Regions from separate parts of the Mus musculus genome. Here region 1 is linked to region 2. Evidence: chromatin loops called from intact Hi-C (ENCODE). Cell type or tissue: gastrocnemius. All regions are shown on one strand. Each heading gives the region's core, and the rest is flanking DNA. Links, peaks and the distances in the headings are about the cores only.

Evidence for each region. Peaks named below come from ENCODE experiments on the same cell type or tissue, not always from the same donor. Only the 100,000 strongest peaks of a DNase experiment are listed, where the experiment ranks them.
Region 1: a loop joins it to region 2, with 2.3 times the contacts of the local background. A loop is called at or near these places in 19 of 42 quality-filtered maps.

What each region holds. Positions count from the first base shown.
Region 1 is chr11:23,009,750-23,024,578 of GRCm38, reverse strand. It overlaps Fam161a (family with sequence similarity 161, member A), which reads right to left. Exons shown (of 5, transcript NM_001363283.1): 2 at 10,932-11,040; 3 at 8,695-8,924; 4 at 3,446-4,579; 5 at 837-1,149. The coding sequence starts at 8,870. The coding sequence ends at 1,032. Among named protein-coding and RNA genes, the nearest start is that of Fam161a, 8.8 kb to the right of the region's middle. In gastrocnemius, for the core only: a CTCF peak has its summit at 10,794 (motif pointing left); no DNase peak of the experiment used is centred there.
Region 2 is chr11:23,247,400-23,262,440 of GRCm38, reverse strand. It overlaps Xpo1 (exportin 1), which reads right to left and starts at 6,400. Exons shown (of 26, transcript NM_001035226.1): 1 at 6,281-6,400; 2 at 5,724-5,797; 3 at 475-606. The coding sequence starts at 600. In gastrocnemius, for the core only: CTCF peaks have their summits at 4,980 and 6,865; DNase peaks (open chromatin) are centred at 6,619, 6,855, 7,718, 8,311 and 3 more places; H3K4me3 peaks cover 3,497 bases; H3K27ac peaks cover 3,863 bases.

The DNA of each region.
Region 1 (14,829 bases), core at 6,830-14,829, 240 kb after region 2:
CCACTTAAAACCAGTTGTGGTGGCACACACCAATAACTCCTGCACTGCACTTAGAAGGTAAAGGCAGGAGTTACAAACAAGTTCACCTTGGCTATGCAGGAGTTTGGGGCTGAGAATCTTGAGACCAAGTCTCAAAAATCAAGGTTGACACAAAGCACGGAGGGGCCTTATATACTGCTCTGTGGCTTACAAGTTCCTCTTTTGTGAAAGGATTAAGGGAAGCAGATCAGCGTGGGTTCTGATCCTAGCTTTACCATTTACTAACCATACACCTCACTACTCACCTCCTTTGAACTTGAGTCTTTCCATCTGTGATATGATTACCCACCCCCATCCTGAGGCAATACGACTGGGGAGGTTAATCATGAGACCCCCTTGAGATCACCATTGAACTTGGGAGTGAAAGGCCTCCACGGGAGGAAGGACCGTGCTAAGGAGGATGGTGAAGCAGAGAGATTTGCTTTGGTTTTTTAATGCTTTTAGGCCTTGAGATGGCTCAGTAGTTAAGAGCACTTATTTCTATAGAGGGCTTAGGTTCAATTCCCAGCACTCACATGGTAGCTCACAACTATAGTTCTACGGTATCCAATACCTCTGATGTCTGTGGGTAGAAATGCACATGGTGCCTACACAAAACACTCACACACAAGTAATCTAACTAAGTAACTAACGAAATACCCAATTTAAAGTGCTTTTAAGAGACGGTCTCACTATGTTGCATACAATGGTCATACACCCAGTGGTTGAATTCATAAAGACCTCCCCATGATATCCCGAAGCCTCAACAGAATCTGACTAAAAAGACCAGACTCTAAAGCAAACCGTGTCAGGAATGTCTTGAGGTACATGGGGTTAGTGACATGTTCTTTATTGAGCTACAAGCGTTGTCACATCTTAAGTGAAATTACTTTCTTGGTGGACTGGATGAAGCCGCCCCAGAAACATCATGTCTTGGCAACTGTAGGACACCGTAAGACGGAGCACAAAGGTGGAGGCCAGAAGTACTGAGAAACAGAAAGCTGGTGATGGCCCTAACCAATAAACACAACCTGGGTGACTCTTTCAAACAACATCGGCCTCTTCTGCAGTTTTTCCTCTTGTTCCTCCAGTTCTTGCCAATATTCTCTCATCCTGGCCTTTTCACTCCTTCTAGAACCAGATAAAGAGAGTGGCATTTTAAAGGTCAGCTACGGAAGCTCTCCTAGGACATTCACCTCAGAAGACAAACCAGGAAGTGAGAGCACAGCTCAGCCCAGTTCCTTTTCTAGACTGGCAAGATTTTCATAAATCCAGAATAAAAAGCCCAGGTTTTGAAGAAACACAGTGTACTGCCCTGGGAATGGTCTGGTCATTTTGATTTCCAAAGTCTTCAAGGCAAAAAGACTTCAGTCTTGCCTGAAAAAGTGTTTTATATAAAAGTATACAAAAGCAAGAAAGTCTGGTCCAAATGGGTATCTTAAAAAATATTCTTTCAAAAACAAGACCCTGAAACTGGTCAGTTGTGGCACAAACCTTTAGTCCCAAAACTCTGGGGCAGAAGCAGGCAGATATCCCAGTGTGGGACGAGCCTGGCCTACAGAGCTAGTTCTTAGGGCAGCCCAGGGTACACAGAGAAACCTTGTTTCAAACACCAAAATAAAAAGACCCTGCTTTTCTTCTTTCCCTAAATGAGATCACCTAGTGGGCAGTGGCAACATTAATTAAGTGGGAGTAGGTAAGAGAGAAAGTGGGGCTCATGAGAATGTAGCAACTGAGGGCAGAGCCAAAAGCATGAACCTCGCTGTGCTCATCCTCTGGACCAGATCCCACAATGAATTAAACTTCACTGTTTTTTTGTTTTGTTTTGTTTTGTTTTGTTTTGTTTTGTTTTCCTCTGTATAAGATATACTAGAAGCAACCAAGACAAGAGAGTTTCATGGGTACGGAAAATAATTATACTTTACAAAAATTATGCTTACTCAAAGTAAGTTGGTATTCAACTTCCTACAGGCAAATACTGTATTCCTAAGGAATTTTTTGCTCAAGTTCATCAAACTCGGCTCTATTAGTGGGCTGATCCTATACTGTAAAGGAAGGCTCAGTGATAAAATAGATGTACGTATTTGGATCTTAAAAGTTAATAAGTCATATTACTTACCCAGCTTTGGAGGGCCTTTTCTTGCTTAAGCATGACCATTTTTATGTGCAATGTTTGGAATGCTGGTTTTCAGACTCTGCTTTATAGAATTCTAGTAGTATTCTGTAAAGGACTGTAGGTGTTCTGTGGCTGCTATCAGTCATGAGGGGCAGCATGTACCCACCATGCATCCACTCAAACTGTTGTATTTGGTACAAACTTCGAACAGAACTCCCTGACTTATCCAGATCAGCCAGTCTGTGTACAAGATCCTGGCTTTGGTCCTCACATGCCCAGCCCCCAGCACCAGATGTATAATGTACATATGTATGTATGTATAATGTATGTATGCAATGCATGTATATATGCCAAATATTTACATAATTTATAAATAAGAACACACTTGCATAAATAAGGTTTTGTGCTGGTTTTTAAGCAATTACTAACTATGACCATAACAAAGCCATTTCTGTTCCACATGGTCTCATGGTTCTCGCTATGGAGGTAAGTAAATACACTGACTGTCATTATAAGATGTATATGTGTGCATATATGTAACAGTTGAGTAGGAACAGCCAAAGATTATTTAAATCCATAAATTAAGATGCCATAGTATTTTCATATCTAGGTATCCACTAGTTAAGCAGGAGGAAAGGAAAGGAAAGGAAAGGAAAGGAAAGGAAAGGAAAGGAAAGGAAAGGAAAGGAAAGGAAAGGAAAGGAAAGGGAAGGAAAGGAAAGGAAAGGGAAGGAAAGGGAGTTTGGCAGCTGATGTTGGCGTTCCCAGGCTCTTCCGTGGTACCTGAGCTCCTTCACCCTGGCTTTAACTATCTGAGACAAGCTCTGGTGGGAGCCATAAGCCTTAACCCGGGTTGCCAGCAGTTTCTGCAAGTCTTTCATTCTTTGCTTCTGTTTAGTTAGGATCCGATTTCTCTCTTCTTCCAACATTTTCTTTTCCTCAAGGGATTTCCTGAGGGCAACAAACTAAGGCTTAATTAATGCACTTTAAGCCAAGGAGGAAGTTGTCCAGCAAAGACTTAACAGGGCATAATTCAAAGGCTGGAAAAAAAAAAAAGCCACCTTTTGACCAAAATCTTAATTGTGACCTTGGAAATCCAAGCAAGGCTGATGGTGTAAGCTTATCTACCTATCATCCCCAAGGAAATCACATTTGTCTCTTAGAAGAACGTTCTTAGCAAACGATTTTCTACCATGTCATACAATACCTTCCAGATAATTTAGTAAATCCAGATTTACCAGGGTAAAACCCATAGGGTTTTATGCCAGTTCAGCAACCATGTGGCAGGGAGTGACCGTCCTGAGGCCTTACCTGATGGCTTGCTCCCGCCCTCGGGAAGACGCGGTGGGCATCGGTGGGCTGCATTCATGAGGCCTGGGCTTTGGGTTCGAGCTTCTTCCCGGTGACTTGCGCCTAGGAGACCGACCCGGCCTGCGTGTTTCTCTCAAAATTTCTTCATCTGCTCTGATGTCTGCCAAGAGTTTCTGTCTTTTATCAGAGTCACAAGGGGATTCGTGAAGACAACACTCTTCACAAAGCATTGGGCATTTCAGAAAGCTGTATTCAGAGAAGGGCTCCTTCCATTTTTCTAAGTCTCCATCACGCCTCAGGCACCTACGCCTGTGTTTACCCCTGGGCTTTGCAGGACTTCTGGGGTCCCTGAAACGTCTGCAAGCTGACCGACTGGGCCAAGGCGAATTCTGTAACAGATCTCTGACCTTTGGCAGCATCCTGCTGTCCCCATAGAGCTCTTCTTCCTTTGGCTTGTCACTCGCAGCTGGCCTGTAAATAAAACGAGGCACAGGTTTGGCTTTAAACTGATTCGTTTTCCTTTTAGCCCTAAAAAGGTCTCTCAGCTTCTTCTCGCGGACTGCTTGCTTCTGTTCCTCCCTCGCAATGAACTTAAAGGGCTTCAGGGAGGCCAGGAGCGCAGCTCTGTTCCTCTCCCGGGCCTTCTTCCGGCGCTCCTCACTCTGCTTGACTAGATCCTCATAAAGGGGAAGGAGCACGCAGGAAGGAACGGGATTGGCTCGGAATTTCTTCTTACACTCTGCATCGTCCTCGTCCCTCTTGAGCAGCTTTGTTTCCAGATCTGACCGAGCACTCAAGGCCTTCTCTCTCCGATTCTGCTCTCTTACCGTCATTTCAAAGGGTACAGGCACTGTAATCTTGGGTGTCAAGGATTTAGCTTTCTTCCTTTTTTTCTTAGCTGTTCGGGAGTCTGAGTCATACTGAATATAATCTTCAACAGAAAAGTCGTTCCACATGTTGTTTATGAGCTCCTGGGCATGGACCATTGCGCTGCTTTCCCCGGGAGTCTTTTCCTCTAGGTCGGGCAACCCCTCATCAGTAGTTGTGGACAAGGAGGACGACCCGTCTAGGTCAGGCTCTGAAAGTGAGGTCACTGACAAGGCAGGATGTGAGCAGCTCTTTTCCGATGCAGAACTAGGGAAGAAGAATAATTAGGGTGCACTTCCAATTTTATGTGGCCAAATGTTAAAATTACTGTAATTACAGATTTTCTAGTATTAAGGTATAGTCAGCCAGAAGGGAGTAGCTGTCTAAGGGTCGTGACAATATCATTTTTCGTTAGAATAGAGCTGAAAGATGACTATGAATTATCTAATACACTCTCACTTTTCAGAGAAGGAACTTGAGTCTCTTCTGTCTTCTGAACTGCTTCTCCTGTCTTACTTTTATTCATCTCCTCTGTGCTTCCCAGAGTCACCATCTTGACCATGTCTGACCATGTTACTCCTACCTAACACTTTCATCTTTGCTACAAAGTCTGAACTACTTGTCAATCAGTACTGGCCCCTGCTTAGCCAGCAGTCTTTCCCCTCCCTAGCCTAGTTATCATTCTAGAAGTGTTCTCACCTGACTCCTTTCTCCACCATGCCTGCTGCTGTCCTGAAGGCCACTCCTTGCTTCCTCTATCCACTCTGCCTCTTATTTTTCTCCAGTTTGAACTCAGTTGGGCATGCTAGTGCATGCTAATAGAAACCAAGACTGGAAGGATATGGGGGTTCAAGGCTAGCCTAAGCAACATAATGAGAGCCCATCTCTTAGGCACTGAGGATTTGATTCCTAGCTTTAATTGGAGGGGGAAAATCATACTTATGTATGACACCTTTGTTGACACCAGCCCCTGAGCATGATCACCACTTCTTCTGTTTCAGAGACACTGGAGTGTCATGTCGTATTGCATGTCTACTTTTGAGGCTTGGTCTGTTGTCATGTATTGTAATGCTAAATTCTGTACCTGAAGGTCTAGGCCGCCAAGGGAATTCTCACATTTACAAATTTTTGTTGTGCAAACCTTGTTTCTCGATTTAAAACTATTGTTTAAACAAAATTGGCTACAGCCAATTACTGGAGGGATTAGAGGGAGGTGGGTTTTAGGTAACCTGGTTGGGGTGGAGAAGAGACTGAGAGGATGGTAGGAGAGAGAAGAGACTGAGAGGATGGTAGGAGAGAGAAGAGACTGAGAGGATGGTAGGAGAGAGAAGACGCCGTGGGCTCGGAACCTTAGAGTCCTGGCCCTGAAGGCTGGCCAGTTGGAGCTGGGAGCAGCCCAGATGGAACACAGCAAGTAATAACTCGGCGTCATAGATAGGAAAGTAGATTCTAATAGCATAGAGGGTAATATCTGCCCAGCTCTGGTGCTGATAAAGGCTAATTGTAAATAACAAAAGTTGTGTCTCTTATTGGAGAACTGAAAGGTCAAAGGCAGGGTAAAAGCCCTCAAATGAGATCAAAGTCTGTGACCTTCTTGGGGATGTCAGAGCTCAAACAGCTCTGACACACAGACAATGTACAGTCAGCTTACAGTTTCAAAGGAAGCAGGGCCACATTAGAAAAGAGCGTTGATGCTAGATTGCTTTTAAAAACAGAAATCAAGGGCTGGAGAGATGGCTCAGAGGTTAATAGCACTGGCTGCTTTTCCTGAGGTCCTGAGTTCAATTCCCAGCAACCAAATGGTGGCTCACAACCATCTAAAATGAGATCTGGTGCCCTCTTCTGGCCTGCAGGCATACATACAGGCAGGCCACTGCATACATAATACATAAATCTAAAAAACAAACAAACAAAAAACACAAATGACAAAACAGAACAAAAAACCCCAGAAGTCAAAACCTTGCATCTTTAATGAGCTCATCTTTTAATTTTTTAAAATAAACTTTAATTTTCATTCTTTAAAAAAGACTGGCTGGGCATGGTGGCACACACCTTTAATCTTAGCACTCCGCTGTAGGGGAATTTCCCTTAATCATCTGATTGGCTAAGAAAGATGACAAGTAGCCAATCGCTGGGTGAAAATGAGGAAGTGGGTTTCGGAGCAAGAAAGGAAGAGGAGGGAGGAGGAGGAGTTGAAGAAGATGGAGGACAGAGGAGAACAGGGTTGTAGATGTTGGAAGGAAGATGGAGTAGAAGCGAATGGCCTGGAGAAACTGCAAGGAGTAGGGATTTCATGGCTGGGGAAGAAAGTGTTGTAGAGGCATGTCTGCCCAGTATAGGTGTGCAGTTTATAAATATACAACTGAGTTGTGTTTTCCTTGAATGGACTTACTGGGTTTGGAGATTCACTGCAACAAAGTTGTGTTTTCCTTAAATGGGCTTATAGTGGTTGGAGATTTACCACAACACTACGCAGGCAGAGCCAGCTTGATCTCTGTGAATCCAAGGCCAGCCTCAATATTTACATAGTGAGTTCCTGGACAGCCAGATCTACACCAGAGAGACCTTATGTCAAACAAGAACAAAAGGCCCAGCTCAAGCAAAGCATGGTTGCAAGTAATCCCATCATCTAGGAAGTGGAAGTGAGAGGATCAGGAGCTCAAGGACATCCTTGGCTATGTAAGACCCCCTTTCAGGGACCCCCACTCTAGTCTCGGGAGTGAGAGAGCACCCAAAGAAACACGAGAATCCCTCCTGTTGTAAACACATGAGGCAGTTTAATGATGGAGCTCCGGGTCGAAACATATCTCACGCAGGAAGCAGTGGATTCAACCACGAGGCTCGAGAGCTAGGGGTGTTTGTGGGGTAAGGGACTTAGGGGTGGGGAATTCAGCATAGAATTCAGCATAGCGACACACTATTGGCTTATTCAAACATCAGCAGAAAAATTACATGTACGTGCAGGGTGTCAGAGTTCTGTGAGTTGTTGACTCAGTTCAGATAACCCTGTTATGTCCTCACATTTCTCTTTATCTTTATGGTCAAGCTGTTCCCAGGAATGTTTTAACTACGGGGCATAACCAGGTTTGTTTTTCTTTTTTCTCAGCCCCAGGCAGCCTCTAGGCTCACAAACAACCAGAAATTTCTGAGTACTTTATATGACTTACAGGTCTTGAAATTTCATCTTTCTTTCAGCTACATTGCAAGTTGGAGACTAGCCTGGACTACATGAGACCCTGTCTCAAAAAAAGAAAACCATGATGGCTCATGCTTGTATTCTCAGTATTTGAGAGGCTGAGGCAGGAGGAGTGCCCAGAGTTTGGGGCCTGTAGGAGTAGTTCTGATGCTTTGATTTAATAGGAATCTGTGTGTGCTGACACTGAAGGGCCTTGCTCCCAATTGGTTTTTGACCTATCAATAAAGATGCCAGTGGCCAATGGCTGGGCAGAAAGAAAGAGGTGAGACTTCCAGGTTCCCACAGGCTAGGAAGAGAGGAGAGAGCAGGAAGAAGAGATCTAGAGACTTGGGAGAGGCAGAACAGACTCAGAACTGTAGGGGAGATCTTCCAAAATGTAGGAAAAGGAAAATGGCCCACAGAAAGGCAGCCTAAAAGTGTCTTGGGCAGCAAGACCAATGGACTTCACAGAAGAGCAACTAAGCTGAGGGAAGATTCAGAGGTGTTGAGCTAGGAGTGAAGGTAGGGCATGCTAGCCGCAGAAAGCACAAAAGTGTCTAGCCACAGAGCCAATAAAGCATTTAAAAATAAGTTTGTGTGTGTGTGTATCTTTCATCTGTGATTCTGACAGAGCTGTTGGGTGGGTGGGTGCCTGTGACCAGCCGGGAGCACAAAGCAGAGAAGCCAAAACTCCCTCAACAAAGGCATGTTCTCAGCCATCCTGGGCTGTAGAGAGTATAAGATCATGTTTCAAAATTGGGCCAGCCTAAATATTTTGATGCATATCTGTAAGCATAAGTAAATCAGAAAAACACAGATGAAAGGACTGGAGAGATGGCTCAGAGGATAAGAGCACCCGCTGCTCTTCCAGGGACACAGGTTTGATTCCCAGCACCCATATGGCAGTTCACAATTCTCTATGGACACCAGGTACACAAGTGGTGTAGACATACACACAAGCAAAACACACTTAAAATGGCAATAAAAACAAACAGATGGCCACCAAATGACCCTCAAAGCAAGAGGGAACCTAGTAAAATGATAAGCCATTAAACATTGTGAATAAAAGCCCACCTTTATATATCATCAATAGGAAGGACTATTTAGAAGCAAATACTGTGGGATACTGTCTTCCACACTTCGACGGGGCATTTATCTTAGTTCAGCTCACAAATGACAATGACAAACTTATCTAGAAGGGACTTACCTCGAAGACGAATCGCTGATCCCATCCCTGATGAACCCCGCCTGGATGTCTTTTATATTTAGCTTGTCCTGGTACATTTTCTCTAATTTTGACATGGTTTCTTCATGGACAGCCTTCAGGTCTTTGAGTTTCCTGAAATACTCTTCATCAGAGTGGTAAATATCAGAGAAGTTCATAGTGCTCTCGAATGCCACCTCTTCATCCTTCCCAGAAAAGTTGTGACAACCTGCCTGATGTGAAGAGAACCCTGTTATCTGCTGTTTGGAATTAAATAACAAATTGACACTGATCCAAATGCTGATTCTTACAGACGTCTCACTATGTAGCCTAGGCTGGCCTCTAACTCCGTATGTAGACCAGGCTAGCTCCGAACTAGTGATCTGCCTGCCTCTGCCTCCTAATCACTGGAATCAAAGGTGTGTGCCTGCCACCATGACTGGCTCTCATCCATTTCATAATGATCAGATTCCTAGGTAACTGACAGAAAACATTCATGTGATGTCACTAACTACTGCACAAGGCAGAATGGAGCTCAGCTACAAGCATCTCTCCAGGAGGCCTCTGCTGAGGTGTGCACTTTTTTTGCTGAGAGACGAGCGGCTGCTGCTTCTGTGCCCAGCTCCTGCCTTGGGGCTTTGATGATGTGCGGTGGACAGGGAGCAGGAATGGGGCCCAGGGACAAAGTCCTCAGTGGCTCTCCTGGGAGCCCAGTTGGGATGATCTTGGAGGGGAAAAGGACACAGGAGAGGGCAGAGGAGAGTCGCTGCTGTGGGCAGCAAGAAGAGTAACGTCCACAGGTGGCAGACACTTAGGGCACGAGAAGAGAGCATGGAGTGATGTGTGGCTGGAGACTCCACACTGGAGCTTCTGATTGGGCTTCCTCTCCCCCACTACTCATCTTTCTCTTCTTCTAACTGACTCAATTAAGGAGAGAAAAACCTCACTTTCTAGAGCTGGAGAAATTGTTTAATTGCTCAAGTGTTTGCTATGGAAGCATAAAAAGCTGAGTTCAATTCCTAGAACCCACGTTTAAAAAAAAAACAAAACCAAAGCTAGACATGGTGACATAAGATTGTAATCCCAGCACTGGGGAGGTGGGAACAGAAGGGTCCCTGAAGCCTAATCAGTGAGAGCCTTCCTCAGATAACAGCAAACAACAGCACTGAAGAGTGCCACAGCATAGAAGTTGTTCTCTGGTCTCTGTGCGTGTATATATATATATATATATATATATATATACATACACACAGGTATGTGCACCTAAACATACATATAACACACCCCAAACCCCTCACTTTCTTTATAAATATAATTTTTAATGTTCTCAGTTGACAAATTTTAGATTATGTATGATGCTATGCATAAAGGGCCACCAACCATGGTTTAAGTATAGCCTACCACCTTAAACATACTCGAAACCAAACAAGAGTATGTCCAAGTTAGATTTATAATAATATAATCTCAGAAAATAAGACTGTTTAGCCTTTCCAATGGGAAAATTCAGAAGAGTCCATTGTGAACAATGATTTGAGCTGGAGAAGTATCTCAGTTGTCAGGTGTTTGCCTGTCATGTACCAGGCTATGGGTTTTTCTTCACATGGGGAAAGGATGGGATGGATGGATGGATGGATAAATGGATAGATATGTATTTTTTAAACTTTGTGCATACATGTGTATGGGTGAGTGCAGGTGCCCACGGAATCCAGAAGTAGGTGTTCAATCCCCTGGAGCTGGAATTATGGGTAGTTTTAAATTATCCAGTGCGGGTCCTGGCAACCAAATTCCAGTTCTCTGCAAGAACATCAAGTACTCTTAACCACTGTCTAGCCTGAGGCCTTTGTTGCTCTTGGAAGAAGACCCGTCTGATATCGTCCCATTTGGGACAACTTCAAGGAAACAAGTGAAAGAAAACAACTTTTCTTTAATAGAACTGATACATAGAAACTTAACAACACACAGGACCAAAGAACTATTTACTGTATGCCACACAAGGCACTTAGAAGAATTTTTATTTCACTGCCTTTGCAGAGGAACCAGATTCAGTTCTCAGCATACATACAGTGGCTCACAGCTCCATAATCCCAGCTGCAGAGATTGCAGCACCCTCTTCTGGCCTCCAAGGGTACAACACAGCATGACCAACTCACACAGATCCACATAGACAACCCACCTCCCAGTAAATACACATAAACCTTAAACAAGAGAAAGAGAGAGAGAGAGAGCCATAGGTCACCAACCTTAATCCCCACACTTGGGAGGCAGAAGCTGGCAGATCACTGAGTTCCAGGCCAGCCTGGTTTATGGAATGAGTTCCTGGACAGCCGAGGTTACACAGAGAAACCCAACCTCGAAAACAAACAAACAGAAGAATGATCAGAGTTCCCAAGGTCTCTGCCTTTGATTTGCTCCATCTCTTGAGGATGCTGGTGACCCAGAGCTTGCCCAGGACACTTGCTCACTCCTCATTCAAATGCCACCTCAAGAGAGTCTTTGTTGACTATCCTTTCTGAAATAACAACTCTCCCAACATACCATGAGTCCTCCTCTGCTTCCCAACCATCTACCCCATCCTGGTCACATGCATACCCAGGCCTGCCCAGACAGGAGAGTCAGCTCAAAGGCAGAGCTTGTTTGCTTTGTGCTTTTGTGTCCCCAGCTTCTAGAAAGGTACCTGGCTAAGAAAACATGTCTGGTAAATATTTGTGGAATGAAAGAAGGTATAAGTTTGAAACTATGTAAGTTTTCACCAAAGGAAAATAGCAGGCGTTTCCTTTGCAAGGGTTGGAGGTCACTGAAGGGCTGCACTGGGATTACAGAGTATTAGGGAAAAGACCTACAATCCAACATAAATGAAAAATCTAAAACCAGGCCGTGAACCTGTCAGTGTTTTATATTTATATGTCCTCTAGCTAAAATAGGGAGCAACTTTCAGGCAGAATATCCGCGGGCTCATTCGTTCTCCTAGAAAAATCTCTTCAAAGGTCCTATCTCCATTATCTATACTAAAACCAGCAAGTCTCTGACCTGGAAGAACTGTAGGAAAAAGGAGCAGCATGAAAGAGCGGGCCTGGTGAGCGACACTCACACTTGAGGATGCACAGTGCCCAGTCCACTGTTAATACGAGCGGAACTTTCCAAATAGGCCCTCCTAGTTTGCTTGTATTTTAACCTAAAACAGATGAATGGCTAGGAAATAACTCCCAATTCTCGCTTCACCTTCGCCCCCTGCCCCAAGACTGTCCGGTTTGCAAAACACAATGTGCAATGCTGGTCCTGTCCTCCCCCTTGATACTAAGCTTTCCGTGTTGTGAGTGCCACTACAGAAGAAGCTAATCTTCCCGAGAGTGGCCTGACCCACTTACAGATGTATCAGCTCTCCCAGCACCTGAGGCTTACCTTGTGTCAGCACCATAAGGAACTGTTTGTATTGTAGTCTACAAAGTTTATCTGACATTCTGGAGCTTTTACTAATTTATGTTCTTTTCAATGCTGAACTTGGTAGCCCCTGTCTGTAATTCCAGTACTCAAAAAGCAGACATAGAAGGACCCTAAGTTCAAGGTCAGACTGAGCTACATTGCCAGTCTGAGGCCAGCACATGCATGCTACATGAGATCCTCTGGGCTAGGCATGGTGGTACACACCTTTAATCTCAACATTTAGGAGGCAGAGCTTGGCAGATTTCTATGAAGCCAGCCTCTTCTACATAATTCCCCCACTCCATGAGCTCCAAGCCAGGCAGAGTTACGCGGTGAGACCCTGACTCCAAAGAAGAAAAGGGCCAGGAAGCAAAGGAAGAGGAAGGAAGGAAGGAAGGAAGGAAGGAAGGAAGGAAGGAAGGTGTTTTACAACAATGTTTAATGGCATATGTGTACCTCAGCCTCCCAAGTACTGAGACTATAGCTGTGGGCCATTGTACCCAGATAATGTTTAAGATTTATTTATGGACAAGGTCTTGCTATGTTGTCTAGGCTGGTCTGGAACTCCATGTGCTTTAGGGTGGTCTCAAACTTACAGTTCTGACTCCACCTTCCAAATGATCTAACATTAGATATTTGAAAAAGAGAATATATTCAGTGGGTATCACTGTAACTGCAGCTTCCCAAAACAATAGACAACATCTTGCAACTATGAATACTAAATTAGACCCTGGGCAATATCTAGTGGATACCTGGCCTGCTCAGCACCTAGTGCTCCTTAGGCAAATGACTCCACTGCCCCAGCAGCTGTGTCTTTCTCTGCTCTTCCTACACACCAACTGCTCTCATAACCCTTTTATTTCTTTAGGAAAATAGAAACCACCAGAGGAACACTCGCTCTTCTCTCCACCTACAGAACTCCCCTCTAGGGACACACTCTCTATTCTTCATTTTCAGGGGACTGACAAAGCATTTGTCCATTCACCTCACTGTTTTTCTCAGTGAATGTGGGACCCCTTGGCCCTTGTTCCAGTCCTACCACGGTGTCTGATCCTTAATCCCTTTTGTCTATTAAGTCTCTACTAAATGTTGATGTTCTCTCTCCACACCTTTCGTGTGTGTGTGTGTGAGAGAGAGAGAGAGAGAGAGAGAGAGAGGGAGAGAGAGAGAGAGAGAATGTGTGTGTGTGAGAGAGAATGTGTGTGTGTGTGAGAGAGAGAGAATGTGTGTGTGTGTATGTGAGAGAGAGAATGTGTGTGTGTGTGAGAGAGAATGTGTGTGTGTGTGAGAATGTGTGTGTGTGAGAGAGAGAATGTGTGTGTGTGTGAGAGAGAGAATGTGTGTGTGTGTGAGAGAGAGAGAATGTGTGTGTGAGAGAGAGAATGTGTATGTGTGTGTGTGTGTGTGTGCGAGAGAGAGAGAGAGAGAGAGAGAGAGAGAGAATGTGTGTGTGTGTGTGTACACCAGAGGTCAGTGACAGGCTTTTTGTCCCCTCAGTGACACAGATACAGACCAGATTAGACCAGATTAGAAGTAGATAAAGGCAGGTTTATTAGGAGGCTGCTCTCAGGTGGGCTCACTGATCTCACAGGTGTGAGAGATCCAGGCCAAAGCAAGGGGATCTTGTAGAGTTTAGGTTGGGAGTGCTGCCATGCTAGCTAGGAGCTGGGATTGTGTCCATGCATGGTCAAAAACTGAGCCCCCAAATGGGCACTCTTGGGCAGGCTGTCTGAAACTCAGAGACAAGGAGCGCTGACATGTTAGCTTGAGTATTCTCCAAGCAGACAGTGGAGATTTCTTTAGGTGGGTGGGGTTGGCAGGAGGGCAGATGTAGTTCCCCAGCTTGTGCAGGGGATAAGCAGGGGTTCCAGGCTAACATCCAATCTTAGCTGAATTCCCTAGCCACTGTCCACTTTATTTTTTGAGGTAGGGCTTTCAGCAAATTCCAGGAATCTGCCTGTTTCTTCTCTCTCCAGCACTGGGATTATAGACAAAAGCCAACACACTGGGTTTGTATTTGGGTGTTGGAAACCCAAACTCAGTTTATAACAAAAATCTTCAGTTAGCAGGGCACTCTGGAACATAAGTACAACTATACAAAGGACAGACCTTTCTGCCGTAGTAAGCCAAAGTATAAATCAATTTCCAAGTGAATTGTTCAAGCTGGCAGTTGTTACAATTACTACTAATTTATGTAAATTACTCTAGAAATGACACCCATTCTCTCCTTTGGTTCTTAATAACAACTGAATAAGGTGGAAAACGGAGACAATTATAGTCCTTTTATAGACAAAGAAACAGAAATCACGGCCTAAGATCACCCAGCACATAGAAGAAAACGGCTTCTGACCCGGGTCCAAGCTCTTGCCTTCCCTGGCATTTCACCTTCTGTAACCTATGACAGGCTGTGTTGAATGATTATCAGGTATAAACCAGTCCTAGGGTTCTGAACCTCATAGCTGGTTAGGCTCTGCTTCACTCTACATAACCTTGAAACATTTGCTACAGGCCAGGCCTGGGGCCCCATACGCTTAATCCCATTACTTGGAAGGTGGAGGCAGGAGGATCAGGAGTTTAAGGTCATCCTTAGCCACAAATAGCAAATTTGAGGCAATCCTGGACCAAAGGAGTCACTGTCTAAAATAAAACAAAAAAGCCGAGGATGTAGCTGTTGGTACACCACTTGCCTAGCAAGCACAAACCCTTCGGCCCACCCCA
Region 2 (15,041 bases), core at 3,848-11,847:
ATTAAAAGATAAATAAAGGACTATTCACTCCAAACACACACACACACTCCAAATATATAAAAGAACTTCTTTTATATTGGGTTACAAGTATCCATTATTATACCCAGAACAAGTACACTTTAATAAGTTGCAAAGAATTGACATGTGAAGGCTGGAGACATGTTTCTGCAATTCCAGTGTTCGGTTTCTAGCATCCAAAATTGGGTGGCTCACAACTCTAGAATAAAAGAGCCCAGATGGTGGTGCATGCTGCCAGCCTGGTCAACAGTTGAGACTGTCTCAAAAGGAACCAGACTAGCATATTCCTAATTTCCCCTCCTGACCACGTTCAACATTAATACTTTCCCCAGACTAATTATCATTAGCAAATAATTCCAAATTTATATAAACTATAAACTATATTTTATAAAAAGAAACGTTCAACTACTTTGTCACATTTTAATAATTTTATAAGGTTTTGGTCATCTACTTTACCTGGGCTCCTTCTCCATGGTATAAGCAATTCACCACGTTGTCTAAAAGGTTGATATCCAGTTTTTGGCTGAAATCAAGCAGCTGACGAGCTGCATGGTCTGCTAACATTGTCATAATTGCTGGCATAGATTACTGAAAGGAAAAAAAATGAAGTTACTTAAAAAGTTTGGACACTAGTTAACACTCAAGCTTTCTAGTCAAGTAAACTAACTTCAACATTCTTCATACAAAAGTACACTGTGCTGTCTTCAGACACTCCAGAAGAGGGAGTCAGATCTCATTGAGCATGGTTGTGAGTCACCATGTGGTTGCTGGGATTTGACCTCAAGAGCAGTCAGCGAGCAGTCAGCGCTCTTAACTGAGCCATCTCTCCAGCCCCAGACAGGACAATCTTAAAACACTGATTTTTTTTTTCAATGTACACAGTAGCTATAAGAACCAAACTAGTCACTTGGGAGGCTGAGGCAGGCAGATTTCTGAGTCTGAGGCCAGCCTGGTCTACAGAGTGAGTTCCAGGACGGCCAGGGCTACAGAGAAACCCTGTCTCGAAAAAACAAACAAACAAACAAAAAAAAAGCAAACAAACAAGCAAACAAAAAGAACCAAGCTAGTGTGTCTTGGTTACTCCTTTAACCTCTACGGAATTTATTTTCTACATCCAAGCTGCTCAGCTACATTACTTTCCATTCTCAACTGTGTTTAAACATTAAAATACTATCCATACCAAGAACATGGTATCATATGCATGTAACCCAGAACTTGAAAAGTTGAGACAAGGAGTCTTTAATGTGAAGACTCCCTGGGCTATATATAACTACTGACAAGTGCCATGCCGGACTGAAATTTTCAGAGAAACTCTGTCTCAAAAAACAAACAAAATAAACCAAGCCATGAATCCAAAGTTAGCCTGAACTAAACAGTAAGACCCTATCTTAAAAGACAGGAGGAGGGGAGAACCGTAACTAAGGTGCTCTCATGATTCAACTAGTCAATCCTGAGCAGTATTAGCTTTGAGACACTAACCAGAGAAGAACATGTGGCACTCATGCCTCCAATTCCAGCATTATGGAGGTAAGAGGAACACATCCCTGCATTGGAGACCAGTCTGAGTTACACAGTAAGAACTTGTCTTAAACAAACCAAAAAACCTAAGGCAGGCTTGGCTGCAACACTGAGGAGATAGAGGTAGGGTCAAAAGCAGGTAAAGCTCTGTGATACCAGTCTGAGCTACACTGCCAATTCCACGATAGCTAAGTCTACATAATAAAGCTGCACCATTTGGCACTAATGCAGCCAAATAGCCAGAGTTCAATCCAAGAGACCTACACGCATGCAAACGCACGCGCGCACACAGACACACACACACACATGATGAAGAGACCTGGTCCCCACAAGTTGACCTCTCACCTCCAAAGTGTACACAAGCATATAAATATTCTGCCAAATTTTCTTATTTTTGTGGTACCGAGGGACTGAACTTTGTAAATGCTAGGCACTGCACACTATCACTGAGCTGTATTTCTCCACCCCTTGGTTTTATTTTCAGATAAGACAGAGTTGCTAGCTGGTAATGAAGTCACTCTAGCCAGGCAACCCTTGAACTTGCCACCCTTCTGTCTCAGACTCAATATACAGCTTGGAGATTACAGGCTGGATCCTCTCCTAACTATAGAGCTGCATATGAATACTCTGCCTCAACCTTCCAGGCATTGCAACTACAGGTGTAGTGTGAGCCACTACATTTGGTTTGTAGTTCAAATTTAAACAATTTTGCATACCATTTAAAGAGGATACTTTAAGCATATCCATAATACCTTTTACAGCAGTTTACAAAACCTCCAGAATTTGGAAAATGAATAGCGTGCTTGATCACGCAGTTTCTGAATAATTAGGTTGGTATGAAAAAAGTTGTGTTTTTAAGAATTTACACGGGGCTGGTGAGATGGCTCAGTGGGTAAGAGCACCCGACTGCTCTTCTGAAGGTCCAGAGTTCAAATCCCAGCAACCACATGGTGGCTCACAACCATCCCTAACAAGATCTGACTCCCTCTTCTGGTGTGTCTGAAGACAGCTACAGTGTATTTACATATAATAATAAATAAATCTTTAAAAAAAAAAAAAAAGAATTTACACTTTACTGGGTTTGTGTGTGGCTCTGTGTGCCAGAGTGCAGGTGCCTGTATAGGCCTGAGCAAGGTGGAATCCCACTGAGCTGGAGTCGCAGAGATTATGAGCCACCCAGAATGGAGACTAGGTCCTCACCAAGAGCAGCAGGAATTCTTAACTGCTGAGCCATTCTGTACCATCCTTTTCTTAAAATAACAGTTTGAAACCTGTACAAAGTGGGCCTTGGTGGTCTAGTCCTATATCCCACCACCTAGGAGGTGAAGGCAGAAGTGTGAATTCCAGGATACCTTGGACTGCAGAGATCCTGAATAAAAAACACCTCAGCCTTTCAGTGAAACCTGGCTCAAAACACAGCTAGGACAAGTAGTTTCTCCGCTGTATTTCTGTAGTAGTGCTGCTGATACTTCAATACAAAGGTTTTATTAATCATGCCCAAGATAAAACTTAGTTATAATAAATCAAAGATTAGGTTTGGCTCAGTCAGTGAAGTGCTCTACTATGCATGAACTCCTTGGTTTCAAACCAGAAGTGTGCATCTGGAACCCCAGCGCTCTTGACACTCAAATCAGAAAACCAAGACCAAGCCTCATCTACATACAGAGTTTAAGACCAGCCTGAGCTATGAAGCCCTATCTGAAGTAACTAACAATCAGGCCAAGGCTGGGGGGTTTTTGTTGTTTTTTGGTTTTTCAAGACAGGGTTTCTCTGTATAGACCTGGCTGTTCTGGAACTCAGGTTAAAGGCATGCACCACCACCGCCCGGCATACTACTGTTAAAAGACAAAGGCAACAGAGTAAGACCTATCTGTGCTCCCCACTCAAACTCCTCACGAGTCCAAAAATTCTTTCATAGGTAGATATGCTCACATTTACACTCATGTAAAGATAAAGAAACTGGGCTGGAGCCCGGCAGTGGTGGCCCAGGCCTTTAATTCCAGCACTTGGAAGGCAGAGGCAGGTGCATTTCTGAGTCTACAGATTTGAGTTCCAGGCCAGCCAGGGCTATACAGAGAAACCCTGTCTCGGAAAAAGAAGAAAGAAAAGAAAAGAAAAGAAAAGAAAAAGAAAAAGAAAAAGAAAAAGAAAAAGAAAAAGAAAAAGAAAAGAAACAAACAAACTGGGCTGGAGAGATAGCTCAGTGGCTGTGCTTCCAAAGGACCCTGGTTCAATTCCCAGCACCCACATTGATCTGTAACTCTGGTTTCTGGTTTTCTGACACCTCCACAAAGACATACATGCAGGCAAAACACCAACAAAACATAAACTAAAAGTAAAAATAAATTATATATTAAAAATTAAAGAAAGCACCTGGGAGGTGAAAGGACAATTAACACCAAGGCCAGTGTTAAGAGATAAGACATATGCAATCCCAGAAGAGATGGAAGCACAGACTGGAATACACAGTGAGACTCTGTCTGTCTTAAGAAGGGAAAAACAGAACACTAATATACAAGAAAAATAAATCCCACTAACAAATAACTATTCTTTCCAATAACTTCAAGTGTCATAACTTTTACAGATTAAAACAGATTTTTCGAGTTTATGGTTAAAAATTGCAACCAACTTGTCTCAGACACTATCTCAATTTATAGTTCTTTAAAAAAAAAAGTAATGATTAAATGTTTAGTCAAATGACCCTACACTTAAGTCCTAAGTTTCATTTTCAAGTTGGTCTTCTCTAAGAATTCAGATACTAGACTCATGTGGGGGAAGGGGTGCAATCTAAGAATACTTAAATACAGTTGTTGGCCTTTCTCGGAACTAGCGGTTATCTTCCAACTTCAACTATAGGTAATCCAGAAATGGCGGCTCTGTGGTCAATGCCAAGCACATTTAGCAGCCCCAACCAAACAGCTTCCAAATAGTCATTCCACCGTCAGCCGTGACACCCACATTCAAGATACAGAATCATGCAGTAAGTAGTGCAGCTATGGAGGGATTGTTCACTTTCTGATTGGTTCACCTGTCTCGTTGGTGTCCCCCAATCCCAAATTCCACTCACTGGATTGTGAACTGTAGGAACCCATCAAACAATGCTGTGACTCTACAAGTGATTGTCCATATACCTTCAATGGCACTGCAAGCAGCAAAACACTACCCACCAGTAGCCATCTAAAAAGGTAAGTTCACAATGAGTCAAAAAACAAGATGCTACAAAAGACTGCTACTCCGTGTGTGGGCAATCGCCTGCTTCATTCAGTAAGAAACACACGCCTCACTAGGAAGGGACCGCCCTCCCCTGGCTTCCCACCCGAACGACTCTCAGCACTTCTAACTATAGCTCACAGGAGCACGCACTCACCCCGCCCATACTCGGAGGAGGCATTTAGACCCGGCGCCTAAGTTCACCGCCCTATTCTCTATGCAGCATGTCCTCTGAGTGATCCGAGGTCCCGCCTCGGCGAGTATTCAGTGCATCCTCTACCACCACTTCCTCTCCTACACCGCAAACTCAAGAAACCAGAAGGAGGAGCAGGGAGGGCATCATTCACTGTCCACGGCCAGCAGTACACGGTTTCACCAAGACATATATGCCCCGGGCGAAAACAACCTACAACACGGAACCCCAACTGCAGGCCCCCGAAAAAAAGAAATTAACTCCTCTTTCCTACTTCTTGTTATACACACACTCACAAAACCAACAACAACAAAAATCACCCACAAGGCTTTCGAGTTTCTTCACATAAGAAGGGACTCGGTAGCCCCTCCCTCCCCCATCCCAAGCTCTCCACCGAGGGGGCCACGTGATGCAGGCGGACGTTTCAATGCTGCTGCACTAAATATTTCTGGAAACTTCCACTCCTAATAATTTACAGAGACGTTCCCGAAATCACCCCCGACTCTCCCCAGCCCTTTGGACTGGGGAAGCCCTTCCACCCACGCGCAGGGGCTCAGCCTCACTACCACGCTCCTCGCCTTCCTCCACCGCCACCCGCACACGAAGATGACCCAGCAAGCGCTCCCCTCCCGCGGCCGCCTCCCCACCTCCATCACCGAGCGACAGAAGCGCTTCCATTCAATCTCAGGCTCCGCCGAGGGCCCCGCGCCCGCCGCCCGCCTCGCCTCATGCCCGCCGCGCCGCCGCCGCCCGACCCTCGGCCCCGAGCACACGACCGACTTACCCAGAAATTCAACCAACTGCTTCTTCCTTCCTTGTCCGGGCTTGGGGCGAGGGAAGGTGGGGAGGAGGGAGAGGGGAGGAAATCAAGGTGGGTTTCACAGTTTTCCCACCTTAAACAAAAAAGAAATTAAAAAGCAGAGAAGGGCAAAAAAAAAAAAAAAAGCTCAGTATTTACTATTCTAGGGACAACTCCACCCAACACACACTCACGCACACACACGCGCGCACGCACACACACGCGCCCCACCAAAAAGGGGAATTAATCCGAGAAATAAATGCTCCCGCCCGGCTGGGGAGGGAAGGAAGGGGGAGGGGAGCGGGCCAGTCCGTGAGACAGAGCCCAGGACCCTCCAGCCACAGGCGGCGGCGGGAGCAGCAGCGCGAGTCCGTACGGCCGGGGCCGCTCTGCCGCCAGTTGCAGTCCGGCTCCCCCTACCACACAGGGCTCCCTCGCTCACGCCGCTCCGGCGCCGGGCCCCCCCACCCGAGCTAGCCTAAACTTTCCCCCCTTCGCGTGCTCCTCAGCGACTGGTGCCTCCCCCCTCCCCCTCGGGATGGTTGCACGACTGCTGCAGCAAAGGCTGGAACAGGCACGGCCGCCGGGGCTGTAGCTACTGTTGCTCTTGCTGATGCTGAAGCTCCCGCTGCTCCTGCCGCGGCCGCTGCAGCCGCTTCTCCCCCTCCTCCTAGTGCCTCAAACTCGGAACCGGTTGAAACCGGTTCAGACTGGGAGATTCCATCTCGGTTGAGTTTTCAGCCCATGGCGCCGCGGAGCGTTTGGAACCTGGGCCTCCGCCCCCAGGCCGCGCGCCCATTGGTCGGCCCCGGCCACAGCCGCGCCATCAGCCTACCTCTTATTGGTCGGAGCGCCCGTCAATCCCACCTCAAGGCTCCACACGAGCCTGCCGCTTAGGCCCCCGCCTCTTTCCAGCAGTGATTTGCCCGCAGAGTGGGGGAGGGGAGGCGGGGCGGGACGCAAAGGAGTGAGGGGGGGGTGGAGGAAGAGAAGGTGGGACGTCGAACAGAGCCCAGCAAAGAGGAGAGCGGAGAAGCCTCACAGAGGATTGGCTTGAGTGAGCTGTCAGTCAAGTGCAGCCCGCCTTCTACATCCCTTTCCCCTCGAGTGGCTCCCCCTCTCGGTCCCTCGCTTGTAAGCCCGGCCTTTCCGGCTCGCCCATTGGCTGGGCGCCTTTGGTGACGGAGAGGGTGGGGTTCGCCCGTGAGCAGAAGGCAGCGCGGGTTTGAGCGCCGCGCGCGTTGCTCGTCTTTCTGCTTTCCCCCCCTCCCCGTTCCCTGGCGGCCCGCCCCCTCGAGCTCCCGCCAACCTCAGGGGCCTCGTCCTGGGGCCCCAGCATCCGCCCTTAGGATGGGGTCTGTGCTCGGAAAAGGGAGGGCACACCCTGTTTCTACATGGAAATAGACGGCCGCGAAGGACCGAAAAGAACACATAGGTGCCGGATGGTAGGCCCTGGGCCTTGGATCCGTTGTAGAGGCCTGGGTTTGGGCACCGCATGGGAACGTGAATAGCACGGGCCGAGGTTGGCATAAACGGGCGTGCAGTTTGGGCGCCTGGAAACGGTTGTCTAGTTAGTTATTGGACGAGCCTCCTTAAAAATTTAACTCTCTACCGGGCAGAGGTGGCGCATGCCCTTAATCCCAGCACTTGGAAGGCAGAGACAGGGATTTCTGAGTTCGAGGCCAGCCTGGTCTACAGAGTGAGCTCGAGGACAGCCAGGGCTACACAGAGAAACCCTGTCTCGAAAAAAAACAACAACAAAAAATTAACTCTCCCCAGACTGCTTCAACAAGAAGTTATTTCTAAAAATTAGTCCTAACACATTGAAAATCCTGTTGCTAACTTAACAATGCGTATAGACAGATTTTGTGCCAACTTCTTTTAACTTGGTGCGTGCCCTTATTATGCCACGCCCCTAGGTTAACCCATGGCTCCCAAGTGCCAGGTCAGTTTTGCTGATTAGGGTTGCTTAAAACAACCAGCAGTTGGGTGGTGGTGACAGAGGCAGAGGCAGGCAGATCTCTTGAATTCAAACAAGCCTGGACTACAGAGCAAGCTCCAGGACAGCCAGAACTACAAAGAGAACCCTATCTGGGGGAAAAACAGCCAGCAGTCCACCAAAATCGACTGGTCTGTTGTGCCACAACATTTATTAAGTCAACACAGTTGACCTGGCATATTGCACAGGCCTGAACTCCCAGCACTTGGGAAGAAGTGACAGGAAGAATAGGAATGCAAGGCCATCCTCAGCTACAGAATAAATTCAGTGTCAGCTGGAGGCAGAAGATGCTATCCCTATACACAAAAACAAATATTCGGAACACAGATCTGACACTGCTTATACATTTTCATTACCTTCAACAGTTAAAAACAATCCTACCCCCAAGGATAGAGATATGGAAATGTAAATAAACTAAGTCGAATACCTGAATTCAATGGGTATGGAAGACCTTATGTGCAATGTTCTATTTAATTCTTTATAATCTCGTGAGGAATTTATTTTGTTTGTTTGTTTGGGTCAGGGGCTGCTTGGCACAGCTCCAGTGAGGAAATGAGAGCACCTTGTTGAGTTAATCCATCGGTTCCTTTTTCTTTTTTTGAGACAGTGACTTGGTGTATAGCCCTTGTTGGCTTAGAACTGGCAGAGACCATCCTGCCTCCGCCTCCCTAGTGCCACTGTATCCTGTGACTAAATAAATTGCAGGCTGACCTTAAATTCAAATTTTCCTCTGTTTGTCTCTAGTGCTGACTGGAATTACAGGTATATGGATGCCTTTCTGAAAAATAGCCTTTGTGGCTTGGCACAGTGGGACACACCCTTAGTAGAAAGACTGGGGAGGCAGAGGCAGGCAGATCTCTGTGAGTCAAAGGCCAGCCTGGTCTACATAGAGAGTTCCAAGCCAAACAGACCCTGTCTTAAAAACAAACAAACAAATCGTATTTTTCCAAGTGTGGTGGTTCATGCCTTTAGCTATGGCTTGCTGTGGTGGTTTGAATAGGTATGGCTCCAACATATTCATAGAATGCTTGTCCCATAGGAACAATTAGAAGGAATGGCCTTGTTGAAATGGGTATGCCCTTGTTGGAGGAACTGTGTCACTGTGGAAGCAGGCTTTGAGGTCTCCTAAGCTCAAGCTATGCCCAGTGTGGCACACAGTCTTTCTGATGCTTGCAGATCTCTCAGCTCCTCCCGAACCATGTATGCCAGCAAGCACTCTGCCATGCTTCTTGTCATGCTGATACTGGACTAAACTTTTGAAACTATAAGCCATCCCCAATTAAATGCTTGCTTTTATAAGAGTTGCCATGGTCGTGGTGTCTCTTCACAGCAATAAAATCCAAACTAAGACACTTGCCCAGAGCTTTCTGTTGTTTTTGAGACAAGGTCTCTCTATGTAGATCTGTATGTCATAGAACTGGCTGTGTAGACCAGGCTGGCCTTGTACTTACAGAGATGTGCCTGCCTTTGCCTCCTGAATGCTGGGATTTAAGGTACATGCAACCATAACTCTTGCTGGCCTAGAATTTGCTGCACATACCTAGCTGGTCCACTGTCTTCCCTCTCTCTTGAGAGCTGATCGCAGGTGGAAGCAACCACTCTTCATCTCTTCAGTATTTCTAGATACAGGATAGTCCTACCCCAGTGAGACAGTATTTGAACAACCCTGAGACTCTGTCTCAAAACAAATCAAAGAACGTTTCCTTTAAAATAAATCAAAAGAACATTTCCAGCCAGGCACTGGTGGTGTGCATCTGTGATCCCAACTGTGAATGAAAACTCCTGAAAAGAAACTTTATGTGCAAAGACTGATAAAAAATTCCAGTACTGGCCAGGTGTGGTGGTGCATGCCTTTAATCCCAGCACTCGGGAGGCAGAGGCAGGTGGATTTCTGAGTTCGAGGCCTGCCTGGTCTACAGAGAGAGTTCCAGGACAGCTAGGGCTACACAGAGAAAACCTCTGCCTCCACCACGCCCGGCTAGAAGAGCCTGTCTTAAAAAAAAAAAGAATGAAAGAACAAGAGAAAAAAAGAGAGGGGGAGGGAGGGAGGGAGGAAGGAAGGAAGAAAAAGAAAGAAAAGAAGAGGCAGTCCCTCCAAGTCACAAGTCACCATGAAGTTTGCCTGGGTCTCACAGTTTTTTGGCCTGAGCCAAAAAAAGCACAACTCTTTTTAACTTTCTTTCCTTTTTCTGTTTCTCCTCTCTTTTAGTTGCTGGCCAGAACTAAGCATGCTTTTTCTGCTACCCTGAGCTCCTGACTTGTTTTCTTTCTTTTCTTGTTTTTGTTTTTGTTTTGTTCTTTTTTTCAAGACAGGGTTTCTCTGTGTAGCCTTGGCTACATGGTTGCTTGTCCTCTGATGCCAGCTTAATTAGCATGGCTTCTCACCTCCTTCATTCTCTTCCTGAGATGGGAGGAGGGAGGCAGCTGGAGAGATTTATAGGTGTATTAGTCAGGGTTCTCTAGAGTCACAGAACTTATGGGTCATCTCTATAGAGTAAGAGAATTTGTTGATGACTTACAGTTTGTAGTCCAACTCCCCAACAAAGATCAGCAGCAGCTGTGAATGGAAGTCCAAGGATCTAACAGTTGCTCAGTCCCACAAGGCAAGCAGGCAAAGACCCAAGTATCTTCCTTCTTCCAATGTTCTTATGTAGGTCTCCAGGAGAAAGTGTGGCCCAGATTAAAGGTGTGTGCCACCATACCTGGAGACTTGCTTTGTCTCAGATGACCTTGAACTCAGAAATCTCCTTGCCTTAATCTCCTGGGATGCATAGCTACTTTGCCAAAAGATCTCCATGCCAAGATCCAGGTCAGAACTTGTATCCCCCAGCCTTAAGATCAGGATCCCAGTTGCCAAAACCTGATGCTATTGTAGATGCAGGGAAGTGTTTGCTGAAGGGAGCCTGATATGGCTGTCTCCTGAGAGACTCTGCCAGAGCCTGACAAATAAAGAGGCAGATGCTCGCAACCAGCCCTTGGACTGAGTCCCCTATGGAGGAGTTGGAGAAGGGTCTGAAGGAGCTGAGGTGGCTTGCAGCCCCATGGGGGGAGCAACAGTGTCAACTGGCCAGAACCCCCCAGAGCTCCTGGGGACTGGACCACCAACCAAAGAGTATATATGGAGGGACCCATGGCTCCAGCTGCTTATGTGGCAGAGGATGGCCTTGTTGGACACTAGTGGGAGGAGCAGCTCTTGGGTCTGATGGGGTTCGATGCCCCAGTATAGGGGAATGCCAGGGCAGGAGTGGATGGGTGGGTTGGGGAGCACCTTCATAGAGACAGGGAGAGGGGGGGATGGCATAGGGGGTTTCTGGAGGGGAGTCCTGGAAAGGGCATAACACTTGAGATGTAAATAAAATATCCAATAAAATATAATATATATATATATATATATATATATATATATATCAAGATCACAGGTGATCCTTCCATTTCTGGATTGTAATTCATTCCAGATATAGTCAAGCTGACAACCAGGAATAGTCACTACAACAGGTTCCCAACTGTAGGAGCTTTTTCTTCTAATAAAATCGTCTTTGAGCTGAAAAACAGAAAAGAAAGGTCAGCAGAGCTACAAATACAAATAAATAAATATATTAATTATTGATTAATTTTAAAAAGGACTGAGGCTGTGCTGAGCAGGAGAGCACCCACCTAGCATGCACAATGCCCTAGGTTCAATCGCTAGTACCAAACACCAAACAAAAAAAAAAGTATACAATATTGTCTGCCAATGTCAGAATCAGAGCACATTACAGATAGGTTAGAATGGAAATAGCAATAAAGTGTAATAGTTCCAGGTCTGTAGAGGGAGACCCTGCCTGAAAACAAATGGAAGGAAGGAAGAATGGAAGAAAGCACAATAGTGAAGGGCAGATGATGCTCAGTAGTTAGGAGCATTTGTTCCTTTTGCAGAAGACCTGGGTTTGTTTGCGGAAACCACAGAATGGTTCACAATCATCTATAAATAGCTCCAGTTCCAGGAGAATATAGTACCCTCTGCTGACTTCCACAGACACCAAGCACACATGTGGTCCATGGGTATACATACTGAAAAACATAAAATCAATTGAATAAATATTTAAAAATTAAGTTGAAAGAAATATAAACTGAGTAGTGGAGTTGCATGCCTTTAATCTTTTCTGTTTGTTTGTTTGTTTGTTTGTTTGTTTTGAGACAGGGTTTCTCTGTGTAGCCTTGGCTGTACTGGCACTCACTCTGTAGACCAGGCTGGCCTCGAACTAAAAAATCTGCCTGCCTCTGCCTCCCAAGTGCTGGCATTAAAGGCGTGTGCCACCACCGCCTGGCACATGCCTTTAATCTTAGCATTTGGGAGACAGATGCAGGAGGGTCTCTAAATTCAAGGCCAGTCTGGTTTACAGAGCTACTTCCAGGAGAACCAGAGCTAAACAGACAAACCCTGTCTTTAAAAAAAAAAAAAAAAAAAAAAGTAATGTTGCGTGAAATAATAAAAAGGTAGAATACCTGCTAGCACCAGCTGTGTTCAAGTAACTCGGTTTCCCGCCACCAGGGTCTCCATGGTATCCAACTCCTTCTCTTGCTGGGGATCCTGCTTGCATTCCCAGCCATTTGCCCCCCGTGGTTAGCTGTCACAAATCCCTGTAACCTGGAAAATCAAAACTCTAGAGGCTTGTAATTTATCAGTCAGATTTGTATCAGTAAATTCTCAACCCACAAAATGCCCACACAAAGAACTTAAAACTCAACTGATAGAAACAGAAGCTGCACACCTAGATGTGGCAAACTCACCCTACTTATTAATCATCTAAGAAATCCCCAATGCATATGGGCCCCAGGACTGCATAGTTCTGATTCCTCTTTCTCTCTGTTAGGTTTCATCTTGTCTCCTCATCTCTGTCTCCCCTCTGTCTCTCAGTCTCTCTGTACTCTAAAATTCTCAGCCTGCCTTCTTTTTCCACTGCCCAATCCCAGGATCTAGCCTTATCTTGTGCCTGCCCTCGCCTGCATATAGACAGCAATCCACATTGTAATAACTGACTTGTAGCCATTTTTGAGGGTTGCAACTGGTCAAGGAGGAGATGCTAGTGGCATCTAATAGAGGCCACAGATGCTGCAAAACAGCACAGGAGAATCAACCCTGACTGCCACCTTCCCCCAAAATGTTAACAGCAGCAGGGGACTGAACTACAGGATGTTTGAAGTTATTCCAGCCCACTAGGGGAAGGAAGAAGAGGAGAGAAAGCTGCAACCCAACTGGATTAACTCTTTTCAGACTTTACCATAAACAGGCATCACCCTGCAGGCTTATGGAAATGCATGTTTTGATCTGGTTCTGGCACAGGCCTGAAATTGTTCTCTAGAAAACATTCAATCAATGTTGATGACAATCTACCAACTATAGTCTCAATAAAGACACCTAGATTATACCAGTGAAGTGTCTTGTGGTAGGATGAAGACAGAGAGTCTGTTCAAATTTGAACTGAGCTGGGTATGGTGGAGCAAACCTGTAAACCCAGCACTGGAGAGACACAGCAGATTTCTATGAGTTTGAGGCCAGAGAAGTCTGCATCATAACACTTACCTCAAAAAAACAAACCAAACAAACAAAAACAGAATAGATCAAAGAAAAACTTTGAGTTGAGCTATGCATTGTTAGTGTAGTGGCTATTCCTGGTTGTCAACTTGACTATATTTGGAATGAACTACAATCCAGAATTGGAAGGCTCGCCAGTGACCCTAATCTGGAGGTTGGGAGATAGAAATTTCTGATCTGGATCTTGGTATGGAGATCTTAAGGCATAGTGGCTATGGATTCCCGAAGAGACCTTTGGGATTTTGGAGCAAAGCTCTACCGTCATCTGCAGACAACTATTCTCTCTTTGAAAAACAGCTCTTGGCTTGCTATTGGGCCTTAGTGGAAACTGAACGTTTGACAGTAGGACACCAAGTTACTATGCGACCCGAACTACCCATCATGAGATGGGTACTATCAGACCCTGCAAGTCATAAAGTGGGATGCGTACAGCAGCAGTCTATTATCAAATGGAAGTGGTATATATGTGATCAGTCCAGAGCAGGTCCTGAAGGCACAAGCAAGTTACATGAAGAAGTTGCTCAAATGCCTATGGTTTCTACTCCTGTTACAATGCCATCTGCTGCCAAGCATGTGCCTATAGCCTCATGGGGTGTTCCCTATGATTGGCTGACCAAAGAGGAGAAGACTAGGGCCTGGTTTACTGATGGTTATGCAGGTTATGCAGGCACCACCCAGAAGTGGACAGGTGCAGCAGCATTACAACCCCACTTCTGGTACCAGGAGTGGGGTATTGCTGTGCTGGGCCTGACCATGCTTTTATTTGAAAGAATGTGGATTTTTGGACTTTGGATTTGGAACTCAGTGGAATGCTTTAAATGGGGCTTAATGGGTCATCCTAGTAGTAATATGAAAGACTTTGTTGCTGGGAGTAATTTGAACTGTGTTGACTTGGCCCAAGAGATTTCAAAGGAGAAGAATTTCAGTATGTGGCATAAAGACTGTTTTTGTGGTATTTTGGTGAAGAATGTGGCTACTTTTTGCCCTTGGCTGAAAAGTCTGTCTGAGGCTAAGGTGAAGAGACTTGGATTAATTGCATTAATTGCATTGACAAAGGAAGTTTCAAAGAAGCCCAGCAGAGACTTTGTTCTCTGGTTAAATCTCACAAAGAGAAGTTTGAACAAGCATAGCGAGTTTAGAAAGGCAAGATGTAAAATATATGGTTTGGGTATTAAGGGTGTACCAGGAAGTGAAATGAGCAAAATCCTGTGTTCTAGGAGATAACAGATTAAGGGAGTGGGACCTTGGGGCAAGAACCTACCAAGCTGAATTTAGATCCAGGCATTGTGGTACACACCTTTAATCCTAGGAGACAGGCATGCTGATCTCTGCATTCAAGGTCAATCTACAGAGCAAGAACCAGGATAGCCAAGCTTAGGCAGTGAAGGATTTAGAAAACATAAAGTCAGTGATAATGTAATAGTACAAGGGGATCATGTTCTAGTTCCTGTAAGCAGCAGAACTTGGCAGCTTCAGCCATGTGGCTCTGGCTCTAGAGTTAAGAATGGAAGGAACTACTGGGACAATTGATGCTAGTTAGCTGGAGCTAAGACCTTAGCAATGATTAAGAAGAGACCAGCAACACTGAGTTGAAATCTGGGAGCACAAAGAAGCTGTGTTCCAGAGATAGCCAAGGTTGTACCTCGTGCTGCAGGTGGACTTGGTAATGTGAAAGAGTCACCTAGGTGGTACTGGTTTTGAAGGCATGAAGGTGTCATGAAGAACAGCT